Linked DNA regions of Homo sapiens: region 1 is linked to region 2. A link is a contact called in ENCODE Hi-C or POLR2A ChIA-PET data. All regions are on one chromosome and are shown on one strand. The core of a region is the stretch at or near the end of the contact, and the rest is flanking DNA. Distances in the headings are between cores, read along the strand shown. Region 1 overlaps ATG14 (autophagy related 14). Region 2 has its middle 26 kb from the start of MAPK1IP1L.

The links. A loop is a pair of places that touch in the nucleus more often than their neighbours do. ChIA-PET counts read pairs that join two places held with the same protein, here RNA polymerase II (POLR2A). Pooled maps may share reads with other maps.
Region 1: a loop to region 2 is called in a pooled map, with 1.8 times the contacts of the local background. The contact joins two enhancer-like sites. A Hi-C loop is called at or near these places in 3 of 50 pooled maps. POLR2A ChIA-PET finds 5 or more read pairs at or near these places in 3 of 52 experiments (H1, PC-9 and activated CD4-positive, alpha-beta T cell).

The regions. Positions count from the first base shown.
Region 1 is chr14:55,395,739-55,401,898 of GRCh38, reverse strand. It overlaps ATG14 (autophagy related 14), which reads left to right. Exons shown (of 10, transcript NM_014924.5): 2 at 4,465-4,527; 3 at 5,917-5,959. It also overlaps a transcript of FBXO34 not described here. Among named protein-coding and RNA genes, the nearest start is that of ATG14, 13 kb to the left of the region's middle. Within about 2 kb of position 3,023, at least 5 of the 41 ENCODE cell types and tissues checked have a DNase peak (open chromatin) inside an H3K27ac peak, as active enhancers do; they include PC-9, where a contact is called at or near this core.
Region 2 is chr14:55,074,509-55,081,321 of GRCh38, reverse strand. No RefSeq gene overlaps it. Among named protein-coding and RNA genes, the nearest start is that of MAPK1IP1L, 26 kb to the right of the region's middle. RefSeq lists enhancers at 2,414-2,915, 2,916-3,417, 3,440-3,939, 2,858-4,057, 6,601-6,730. Within about 2 kb of position 3,966, at least 11 of the 41 ENCODE cell types and tissues checked have a DNase peak (open chromatin) inside an H3K27ac peak, as active enhancers do; they include PC-9, where a contact is called at or near this core.

The DNA of each region.
Region 1 (6,160 bases), core at 1,774-4,273, 320 kb before region 2:
TAGAATTTTCTCTGCCTCCATACCCTTCCTTCCCTTAACAGGATCAACTCTGGCTCACCCTCAGGTCTCAGCTTGGACAGGCAGCGCTCCTGGGTGGCTGCCTCTGAAGCCCGAGCTGGGTTGTGTGCTTTCTCTGGTGCCACTGGGGCTGTGTGCGAGCACCCTTCTCCTTGTTCCCATCAATCTGTATCACAGAGGGACTGCTGGAAAGTCAGTTTAAGGGAGTACCTTTTTTTAACAGAAAAAAAAATCATAAGTCATAAAAGTATGGAAGAATTTATGAAACAACAAAGTTCATTTGAGAGAATACTTTTTAGGGGGGAACAACCCAAATCATATAAGTATGGAATAATTTAGTGAATAATATAGAAGACTTTTTTAATTGGGAGAGAAAATACGGAAAATAGTGTTGTAAGAGCCAGGCATGGAACAGGTTCACTGGCAGATTTCTTTCAGAAAACAGCACAAAAACTAGTGTCATTAAACAACAACAACAAAAAGATGTATGCCTACATAAAAGTTCAGAAAATTCTGTAGAGCAGAAACATAAGTAACATGAAAATAGAAAAAATAATTTGTGTGAAATAAAAATGGCCAATTTCCCTGCTAAATAATCCTCAAAGGAAAAAAAAAACTATAAAAAATTGGATGAAGGACATAGGGAAATAACAAGAAAAATCAGTAGCCAGTAAAATATGAAAAGTTGTTCAAACTTTCTCATAATGAAATAAATGCAAATAAATGAATTACAAACCATCTCTCAGAGGGAGGGATGGGAGGCCAATCAGATTAGCAAAGAATAAAAAGAAATGTCCAGTGTTTGGGGAGAGTGTGAGAAAACAGGTGCTGTTGGTGGGGTTGTAAACTGTATAAAGTGTTTTAGAGGAAATTTGAGGATTGCCCACAATTTTGCTGTAAATATTCTTTGACTAAGCAGTTTATTTTATTTTATTTTATTTTATTTTATTTTATTTTATTTTATTTTATTTATTTATTTGAGACAGTCTCACTCTGTCACCCAGGCTGGAGTGCAGTGACGTAATCTCAGCTCACTGCAACCTCCGCTTCCCGGGTTCAAGCAATTCTCCTGCCTCAGCCTCCCAAGTAGCTGGGATTACAGGTGCCCGCCACCACACCTGGCTAATTTTTTGTATTTTTAGTAGAGACAGAGTTTCGCCATGTTGGCCTGGCTGGTCTCGAACTCCTGACCTCAGGTGATCCACCCGCCTTGGCCTCCCAAAGTGCTGCGATTACAGGTGTGAGCCACCGCACCGGCCCAGTTTATTTTATTTGTAGGAATTTCTCATGGAGAAACTTGAAAGCCTATAAAAGTGCACTAGGCTATTCACTTGTATCGTTACTGATCATAGTGAAAATTTGGAAGGAAGAATGGTGTTCACCTGTAGAGGTTTATATAAATAAATTATATGGTGTCCATCCAGTGAAATGCCGTGTACCTATTAGTGAATTAGATCAATATGTTCTGGCATGGAAAAAGAGACCAAGATACTTTATGTGACAGCTGCAATTTGGAAAACAATATGTGAAATATGGATCCCCCTACACACACTTTTAAAAACTATATATATAATATGTATCATTAAATTTGGTTTGAATATAGTGATACTCTATTTTTCACCTCTTGGAAGCTGTATTGAGAAAGCACAGACTTGTGGAATGAATTTTTTATCTCCTTCTGTGAGTGGTGGGATGGAGACTGCAGAGCCTGGATGAGTGACTGAGTGAGCAGTTGCAGCCCTGACCCACGCATGTGGTTTGGTATCATTTGCTCTTTTGCTTTACTGACACCACCTATTTTTGATTTCTTTCATGAAGGAGGACGTGACTCATGAAGTATTAGGTTGGTGCAAAAGTAATTGCTGTTTTTGCCATTCCTTTCAATATTTGATACACTAGGACTTATCTTTTGTTTGTTATTCCTGCTGCCATCTGTATATTTGTAAGAGTTTGTTTCTTTTGTGTTTTTAACAAAGTCCAAGAAAATCAACCAGCTCACTATTAAGCTAGACACAGTTGTCTGTCTTCCCAATTTGTTTTAGAGCAAAGTGGCATTTTTACAACAGACCTCAAAGGAGAACTTTTATGGCCTCTGAAGTCAAGATTTGATTTTCCCTGTCAGTCCTTTGCATGGTTTGAGATTGCTAACTTGTGAGTTTATTATTTTCTAATTATCAGAACATAAATCACCCTGTTGTCTCACTGATATAAAAGTAAATACTATATTAGTCTCTCATTTTTGATACAAGGAAACAGAAGCATATAACAAGTGATAGGTCCAAGAATTCACAGTCAACTGCAGGAGAATTTATAATTAGATTTCTTAGTATTCTGGAGGATGCCTTGTTTTGTGTTGCAGGTACATAGTAAATGCCTGATAGACTGACTGATGAATCTATGGGTTCATCCACATTCCACATTGGTTTCTGAGTTTTCTAATACTGGTTCATGCTGTTGCCACCTTACTGGACATTACAGTGCTATTCAGTAGAACTTTCCACAATGATGGGAATGTTCTGTATGTACACCATCCGGTAAGTCATATGTGGCTGTTGGAATGTGGATGGCAGTACAACTGAGGAACTGAACTTTTAATATAATTTTAATTAATTTAAATTTAAATAGTCACATTATAAGTATATAATTCTGTCACATATAATATTGCCTATTTGCTTTTTCTGTTTAATGTATATTGTGCATTTTCAGTGACTATTAAATTTGTTAGGGTCATGATTAGACCATTTTATTTATTCCTCTTAGAAGCAGACATCTTGGGGTATGTTTCCAACATGGGATTACAGAAATAGTATTTTAGAAAGACTTCTTTGTCCAGAATATTTTTAGGTCTGTTATGGCCTGTTGAATTGTTTTCCTTTTTGCTGGGAAATAGCCAAAAGCCTATTCTTGAACACCACATCATGTTACTGCAGCATGAGTCATTATCCCTGTTCCCTTGAAAATGGTCAGTGGGTCACGTTCACTCCACAGTCAGTTGTATGATGTTAGTCATACAATTTTTTTTTTTTTGTCCATGCCCTTATTAAGCAGCAAGCCACATCTTAGGCACTCAGTAGCCATGTGTGGCTGGTGGCTACCACATTGAACAGCACAGATCTAGAAGACATTTATAGAACACTGCCCAACAGCTGTAGAATACACGTTATTTCAAGTACGCGTGGAACTTTCTCCACGGCATACCATATGCAAAGCCATAAGACAGTCTCAGGTTACAAGATCGAAATCACACAATATATTTTGTAACTACATCAGAATGAATTAAATTAGAAACAATAACAGTAAGCTACCTAGAAAAGCCTGTATATCTGAAAATTAAACAATATGCTTCTAAATAATGGATGGGTAAAAGAAGGATTCTTATGGAAGATTAAAAGTTTCAAACTAAATGATAATGAAAATACACAATATCAAATCTTAGGATATAGCTATAACAGTGCATAGAAGGAGATTTTAAACTTCATGTGATTATATTTAAAAGGAATAGAAGTTTAAAATTGACCTGAGTTATCACCTTAAACTGCAAAAAGAAAACAAAAACAAAAACAAAAAACCCAAGTAAGTTGGCAAGAAGAAAATAAAGATAGAAAACTGGCAAATAGAAAATAATAACTATGCTGGGCGCGGTGGCTCACACCTGTAAGCCCAGCACTTTGGGAGGCAGAGGCGGGCAGACCACCAGGTCAGGAGATCGAGACCATCCTTGCTAACACAGTGAAACCCCGTCTCTACTAAAAATACAAAAACAAAATTAGCTGGGCATGGTGGCAGGCGCCTGTAGTCCCAGCTGCTTGGGAGGCTGAGGCGGGAGAATGGCGTGAGCCCAGGAGGCGGAGCTTGCAGTGAGCCAAGATCGCACCACTACACCCCAGCCTGGGTGACAGAATGAGACTCCATCTCAAAAAAAAAAAAAAAAAAAAAAGAATTACTGCAATGTGATACCTCTTCTTTTTGATAACTTTTACAAGTAATTTTTTAGCCTATGATAACTAGCAATAAAATTAGTGAAAAAAAGTCTACAATTTTTAAAAATTTATTATAAGGAATCAGTTTATAGGAGAGAGCAGGATTGAATCCAGATTAGTAATTAAAATTTGTTTTCTAGTGAAAGCATCAATTTCCTTGAATTCAAATTCACTTTAGTGTTCTGATGTGCCTGTTTTGACAAATAATTTAATCTGGGCGGAAGATATCTATAGACATATTTTATAAACACAGGAAATAATTTTAAAGTTGAGGATTTGAGCTTAGTTTTAAAAGAACCAAATGGTTAGCAGTTGTGTGCACCCCGTTGAGAAGACGTGTATTTACTATCAGGACAATGACATTTTCACATGACTCTGCAGAATGATTGGTTCTTGGGAATTTGCATAGTCTCATTGAACTGAAAAAATGACCATTTAAATAAGACATTGAATTTTTTTGTTACAGGTTTATCGACAAGAAGGAAAGGTTAAGCCGACTTAAGAGCAAGCAAGAAGAATTTCAGAAAGAGTGAGTGTTTTGTTTTGTCTTTTAATTTGTGGAGGTGATCTAGTCAACATTTGGTTGAATTCAGTGCTGTGGTATGCAGATATACGGATTGCTAACTTACTGAATTTAGGATACAACCTCTTAAAGTGTAGGAAAGGAGTGCATGTGGGAGAGGTAAAGCAGGAGAAGTTACCAAGTTTCTAGAAAATACTGGCCTCAGATCCGGTGTGTGGTATACAGTAGATACTCAGTGAATCAAATCCCTGGCACTGATAATTGATGTGTGGGTCCAGGACAGTCAGCATGATTAGTAGACTTAAATTAGTGCTGGTGGCTCCCATAGGACATTACTGCTTCCATTTACCATTCTTCTTTTGTCCATATCAGTATTTTACAACATATGGTCTGCACATTACCTGTATCAGAATTCATTAGCTGAGTTAATGGTTAAAAATTCAGATTCTTGGAATCCTATCCTCAGAGATTCTGATTCAGTAGCTCTGGGGAGAGGCCTAGGAATCTGAGGTTTGTTTTTTTTGTGGGGGGGAATGGTGGGAATCTGAGTTATTAACAGGCACCCCTGATGAATCTCTGACCCCCTAGGATTGAGAATTGTCCTATAGAACCTTCTGGTATAAAACCTGCTCCCTAGATGCACCCTAGAGGTTTGCATCTCTTGTGCCTTCATTCAGTTTCTCTTTACCTCAGTGCTTTTCCTCTTCTCTGAGCACGCCCTGCCCAACTCTCAAGGTTCTAAAAGGGTTGTCTCTTTTGTGGCATCTCCCCAAACCATGCCAACGTGGATGTCTCACACCCCCGATGAAAACAGTTAATGCTCAGGCCACTGATTCCCAAAGTGTAACCCAAGCTTCTCTAGAGTTTGCAGTGGTCTGATAAACACATTCATGAGCAATTTAAATCTACCAGGATATTCTGTATTAGAGAAACTTGCTTGAATTTATTTAACTCTGCAATTTCCCTAATTACTCAAACACAAAAACTTTATTTTTCCCATAGAACATTTTATTCCATAGAACCAATATGTGGAGATGCTGGCATGTATCATTTCTTTGGGAACTATTAGATCATTAATTCTCTTGTAACTATTGCTATGAATTATGACGGATGGCAGTTACTGATGATGACTGAGGACAAAGGCTAAGACTGTTAGGCAGATTTATTGTGGACATTTGTAGAAAGGCTCTTAGCAATATTCAGAACTACAAAAGGAAGGAGATGAAAAAAATTGCAGAGAACAGGGAATTTGGAAAACACTTTAAATGCTAAGTCCCGTTTTGATATTTCTAGCCATTTCTAAGGACTTAATTTTAAGTGTTTGATTTTACATTTTTGAACTTCACAGAATTTTATTATTTTTAAGAGCTTATTTTCTGTCTCTTTTCCTCACAGAGTGTTAAAAGCTATGGAAGGAAAATGGATAACAGATCAGTTGGTAAGTTGTAATACATGTTCTTTTTACTTGAGGCTACATGTTTTTAAGTTGGTAGAGCTTATAAAATTATTTTTAATTAAAATTTTTAAAAATCGTATTTAGCAGTCCTCTACTTAATCCACTTGTAGCGTGGCTTTCTCAAATATTTCATCTAGTTACCAAAAATGGGGTATCGGCAATTAATTATGGAGCCATTGTAAA
Region 2 (6,813 bases), core at 2,717-5,216:
AAAATAATTGAATATTTTGAAACTATATATCAAATGCATATTAAACCCTTCCCCTCTGTAATTCATTTCTGCATGACACCACACTTACTTTGTACACAATGCTGAATAAATGTTAAATAAAAAATAAGCAGGGTGGGACCTGTAATCCCAGCACTTTGGGAGGCCGAGGCAGGAAGATTGCTTGAGCCCAAGAGTTTGAGACTAGCCTGGGCAACATGACAAAAACCCATCTCTACTAAAAATACAAAAATTAGCTGGACATGGTGGCACACACTTGCGGTCCCAGCTACTTGGGAAGCTGAGGTGGGAGGATCACCCAAGCCCGGGAGGCGGAGGTTACAGTGAGCCGAGATTGCTCCACTGCACTCCAGCCTAGGCGACAGAGTGAGACTTTGTCTCAAAAAAAATTAAAATAAAAATGAGCAATAATCTCTGGTAGTCCTGCCATAGAAATAAGCAGTTATTCAAACAAAAATTTCCTGTGATTAAGTACTTGGGAAATACTGGTTTTTTGTTGTTTTTGTTTTTTTTTACTATAGGACTTGCTAGCCCCTTAATGTACTAATGTGGTGGTACTTCTTCATGAATGGATTTCACATTCAGTGTCCTCAAACTTACTGATCCATGGAACCCTTTACTCAAGGTGCAGCTCTAGAAATTGGTGTTGTATAAAATACACCTTGGGAAATGTTGCCTTGGGGATTGCTCTGTGCAAGGCCTTGGAAGTATAGCTGTTTACTACAGCAGCCATAGACTGAACAGCTGAACTGAAATTCCTCCGGGTACCTTTTATAAAGTATAAACATCCCACTTTTCTGGTTTGTTTTTTTGTTTTTTGTTTTTTGCTTTTTTTGGTCTCACTCTGTCACCCAGGCTGGAATGCAGTGGTGTGATCTTGGCTCACTGCAACCTCCGCCTCCCAGGTTCAAGCAATTCTCCTGCCTCAGCCTCCCGAGTTGCTGGGACTACAGGCACACGCCACCATGCCTGACTAATTTTTTGTATTTTAGTAGAGACAGGGTTTCACCATGTTGCCCAGGCTGATCTCGAACTCCTGAGCTCAGGCAATCTGCCCACCTCAGCCTCCCAAAGTGCTAGGATTACAGGCGTGAGCCACTGCGCCCAGCCTATTTTTAAAAACAATAACAAGAAGCAAGATAGGGAAATTGAAGTGACTTGGGGTATGAGCTGACTAAATTATGCAATCAAGGGTTTTTCTAATTTCTCCTTTTGAGTAAATACAGGAATAATGTCCCATCCCCTAAACAGCACAGTGCTGAGACTAATTCTTTGACAAATATTAGGCACGTTGAAAGATATTAGGTTCATAAAAAGGAGACTTCAGGCAAGGCGTGGTGGCTCAAGCTTGTAATCCCAGCACTTTGGGAGGCTGAGGTGGGTGGATCACCTGAGGTCAGGAGTTCGAGACCAGCCTAGCCAACATGGTGAAACCCTGTCTCTACTAAAAATACAAAAAGTAGCCGGATGTGGAGGCACATGCCTGTAATCCCAGCTACTCGGGAGGCTGAGGCAGAAGAATCACTTGAACTCGGGAGGCGGAGGTTGTAGTGAGCTGAGATCGCACCATTGCACTCCAGCCTGGGTGACAAGAGCGAAACTCTGTCTCAAAAAAACAAAAAGAAAAACAAAAAAAAACCCAGAAAGACTTCCTCTTCCACCTGGCTGGAAAAATATGCCTAATAGAACACCAGGAAACCCAAATCTCCGTGCGAAGCGTCTCCCTCATATGGTTAGCCTGGAGAGCCAAGGGATCCTAAAACTTAAAACTGAGTTTATTGGAGCTCTCTGTATTGTAGATGGGAGAACAGCTAACTTAATCTAGTAGACAGAATATAGGGACAGAAACAGAGCCAATCATAGGTCTTCTACCCTATCATGCTCCGTTTCACATCCTCTGGCCCCAACACTATCAACATATAGGCAGGTATTGCTGCTCCTGACCCATACCATCCTGCATACAGGATTGTCTCTCCCCCTTGCCCTTTTTGCAGTCTCTTCTTGCACCCTTCCCTAAGCATATCTCCAGCCTGAATCCTGCTCAGCTGTCAAATTTCAGCTCAAATGTCATTTCCTCTGGTGAGCTTTCCTTGACTCCAGAATACTGTTACACATTATTTCCCCATCGCTCATTACAAATGTAATTTATATTATTTAGTGATTGTCTCTTCCACTAGCTTGTAAACTACACAAGGGCAGAAACCATTTAACTTGTTCAGTATTGAATTTCCAGGATGTGGCACAGAGTAAGTAGTAAAAAAATACCAGTTAGTTGCTCACACCAGTAGCCCTAGCTACTCAGGAGGCTGAGGTGGGAGGGAGTATCGCTTGAGCCAGGGAGTTTGAGGCTGCAGTGAGCTATGATCGAGCCACTGCACTCCAGCCTGGGTGACAGGGCAAGACCTTGTCCCCCAGAAATAATAATAATAAAATAAATAGGCCGGGCACAGTGGCTCACACCTGTAATCCCAGCACTTTGGGAGGCTGAGGCAGGCGGATTATGAGGTCAAGAGATCGAGACCATCCTGGCCAACATGGTGAAACCCCATCTCTACTAAAAATACAAAAATTAGCTGGGCATGGTGGTACGCACCTGTAGTCCCAGCTACTCAGGAGGCTGAGGCAGGAGAACTGCTTGAACCCGGGAGGTGGAGGTTGCAGTGAGCTGAGATTGCACCACTGCACTCCAGCCTGGCGACAGAGCGAGACTCCATCTAATAAAATAAAATAAATAAATAAAAAATAAATAGGCCAGGCGCAGTGGCTCCCACCTGTAATCCCAACACTTTGGGAGGCTGAGGCGGGCAGATCACCTGAGGTCAGGGGTTTGAGACCAGCCTGGCCAACATGGAGTGAAACCCCATCTCTACTACAAATACAAAAATTAGCCAGGTGTGGTGGCAGGTGCCTGTGTAATCCCAGCTACTCGGGAGGCTGAGGCAGGAGAATTGCTTGAATCCGGGAGGCAAAGGTTGCAATGAGCTAAGCTTGTGCCACTGCACTCCAGCCTGGGTGACAAAGTGAGACTCCGTCTCAAAAAAATAAATAAAAATAAGTAATAAATACATACATACCAGTAAGTTGAACGACTAAAACCTAGGTGCTAAAATATCTTTGCTCATTTATCTTAGGCCTGTTCTATCTTTCTTTGTCCTAGGACAAAATCTTATCAACTCCTTTGTCCAAAGCTCAAATCCCTCGAGACTCATTCCAGGAAGCCTTCTCTTGCCGATTCCCCAGTCAGAGTAGTTGTTGGCCTTCGTGGACACAGGCTAATCTCTCATGTAATCCCAAATGAGCTGGGAAAAGCCGTGCTCTTTTAGAATATGAGGTATTCAGAGTTGCTAGTGGGCCTGAAACTCTGTAATGAATAGCTCATGTGTACTCCCAAAACCCAGCAAGAAGGAATAGTGCAGCTGTGGGCAGCCAAGAAGCAAGTCGTGTTCACAGGTATGTGGCTGACGTCAGTGCGGATAACTCATGAAAGCTGTTCCAGGGTGGAGCTGTTCTCTGGAATGTTGGGAACACAGCTACTCAGAGGTACAATTGTGACACTGGACTTCCTCCCCAGACGGGGCGCCTGCCTGCCCTTCATCTGTTGCCGAAACTCACTCACATACCCAGGCCTGGGGCTTGCGATTTTTCTAATCCATCCCCAAGGTGAGCTGCTTTCAAACAGGGTGTGGAATTGATTTGGAAATATGGCCAGGTGCAAAGTAGCGTGAGGTGAGGAGACAGATGTTCTTTTGGACTCTCTTTCTCCGAGACAGGTCTTTTTCTGAAGTGCCTTAAAATATTAATGGTGCCCTGCGTGATAAAGGGGAAAGAGCATGGCTCTGCACTCCACAGGCTGTGAATTTTTACCCCTTGCTTATGTTGTTGTGAGGACACAGTGAGTGTGAGTAAAGGCCTTGGGTAAGGGGCGGGGCTTATAGGGCATTGCTAAGGGAGAAAACAGAAAACAAAGCATGTGGGTGACTGTCTGAGACATCACTAGTGTTCAACAAATGGTAGCTGTTTCACTATTAGGTGCTCCTCGGGTGTACTCAGAGCAATCCGTGCCTCCTGCATCAGTAACATCACACCTGCCTATTTTTCTGTTTCTTCTGCTAAACTGTAACACTCTTGTAGGCCCAATACCTAGAAAAATGCCTTTCAGCTCCCATGATAAGCTCACATCTGATGTCAGGTGCCAACTGCTTCACATGGATGACTTCATTTAATTCTCGTAACCCTGTGGAGTTAGGCATGAGTGTAATCCTCATTTTATTTTATTTTTTATTTTTTTGTGTGGAGTTTCATTTTTGTTGCCCAGGCTGGAGTGCAATGGCGTGATCGTGGCTCACTGCAACCTCCACCTCCTGGGTTTAAGTGATTCTCCCGCCTCAGCCTCCCGAGTAGCTGGGATTACAGGTGCCCACCACCACGCCTAGCTAATTTTTATATTTTTTAGCAGAGATGGGGTTGAAACCCCGTTGGCCAGACTGGTCTCAAACTCCTAACCTCAGGTGATCCGCCCGCCTCGGCCTCCCAAAGTGCTGGGATTACAGGCGTGAGCCACCACGCCCGGCCCTCATTTTATAGCTGAATAAGCAAAGGCACTACAAGGTTAAGTAATTCAGCCAGTGTGATCTATGTAGTAAGCAGTGGAGTCACGATTTAAACACAGCTGGCCAGGTTCCAGAACCTGTGCTCTTTACCTCTGTTTTTGTTTGTTTGTTTGTTTTCTTTTGTTTTTTTTTTTTTTTTTTTTTTTGAGATGGAGTCTCGCTGTGTCGCCCAGGCTGGAGTGCAGTAGCACTATCTCGGCTCACTGCAACCTCCGCCTCCCAGGTTCAAGCAATTCTTCTGTCTCAGCCTCCCAAGTAGCTGGCGCTACAGGCACGCACCACCACGCCCAGCTAATTTTTGTATTTTTAGTAGAGATGAGGTTTCACCACGTTGGCCAGGCTGGTCTCAAACTCCTGACCTCAAGTGATCCTCCCACCTCAGCCTCCCAAAATGCTGGGATTACAGGCGTGAGACACCACGCCCAGCCTGCTCTCTACCTCTATACTACGCTGCCTCTGTCCTCACTCTAATTATGTTTTTCTCATTTTTCTCCCTAATAGCACAGTGAAAAATACCATCCCTATTGTCTTCCGTATTTGTGGGGCTATCTTTATTCTGCGATTCTTGTTGTACTGGCTCAACATAATGCTTTACACAATTGAATGCTTGACAATTGCCTCCCCATTGGTGCAGAGCTGGGTCTGGCATGCTGGGTTTATGACCCAGTTATGCTCTTTCACAAAAACATTTCTGGATGCCATTGTCAGACAGGACACTAGACTGAGTGGACTACTGGGAAGACCCTTTTATGCTCTTGTGTTCTAAATGACAGCCCTGTTTCCTAAAGTAATTGAGATTTTCAGTTATCAGCATAAAAGGAAACCATGGATGCTAGGCACAGCCTCGTGCTACTGTTACATGCCTCAGACATCAGTCACCACTGAAGTTAGGCTTGTCTGCCTCTCTCAAAGACAGTCTGAGTGAAACTGGAGTTTTCTTTCAATATTAGGTTCTCAGGTCCCATATGCTTTTAAAAACATGTAAATTATATATGCAAGAGAATGACATATATTTGGAGTTAAATAAGTCAAATGAATACTCATGTATAGCCACCATCCCACTCAACTCAATAGAATATTACCAGAATCTCAGGCTAAGCGCGGTGGCTCATGCCTGCAATATCCCAGCACTTTGGGAGGCCGAGGTGGGTGGATTGCTTGAGCCCAGGAGTTTGAGACCAGCCTGGGCCACATGCTGAAAACCCATCTCTACAAAAAAAATCAGCTGGGCCTAGTGGTGCATGCCTGTAGTCCCAGGTACCAGAGAGGCTGAGGTGGGAGGATTGCTTGAGGGGAGGTCAAGCCTGCAGTAAGCCGTGATTGTGCCACAGCACTCCAGCCTGGGCGACAGGGCAAGACTCTATCTCAAAAAAAAAAAAAAAAAAAAAAAAGTGTGTGTTTGTGTGTGTGTATATATATATGTGTGTGTGTGTATATATGTGTGTGTGTGTATATATATCCAGAATCTATCCTCTCCCCACTGCGTCCTTCTCCCACTCCTCCCCCGGCAATTCTAACATGCTTTTCATTATAAAGTATTAGCTGTTTGAAAGCGATAATTTTTCTGATGACTACTGTATATCAGATGTGATTCCTAAGTACTTTGTGTTATAAAAGGTGCTAGCAGCAAAAGAATATTCAAACTTGTATTTTGAAGTTTCATTTTCAACGTGAACTGATACTGTCAGTGAGCTGCTTTCTATTCTAACTTTACAACCACAGTGCTGCAGCATAATAGTGTGCTGAGAACACGTGTCTTTAAATTGTGGATGTGCAAAATTTTGCCACAAATTGGGGACATGTACTTCTGTGGCAGTGACTGCCAGAATGTTAAGATGACCGGTGCTGCAGATGGGGAAGAGCAGATGCAAACAGCAGGAGTGAAGAGGTGACTGTAACATGAAGCCAGGGCCACAGATAGATTGTTTCCTGCAACACGTAAGAACTTTGCTGTGTAACTATGTGAGAGAACTCGGCCATGGCAGCAGATGCTCTCCTCAAACACCCTGATGAATACTAGTGTGGTAACACCTGAAGCATTTAATCCTTACAGGAGAGCCACAAGTTCTAGTATTCAAAAATGCACCTCAAGCACCAAAAAGTTGACAACTCTTACCCGGCCACTAGATATTTCTGAAATGATTTAACAAGTTTTTGCTATTTCCCTGCCATTCAAGTATCGTAT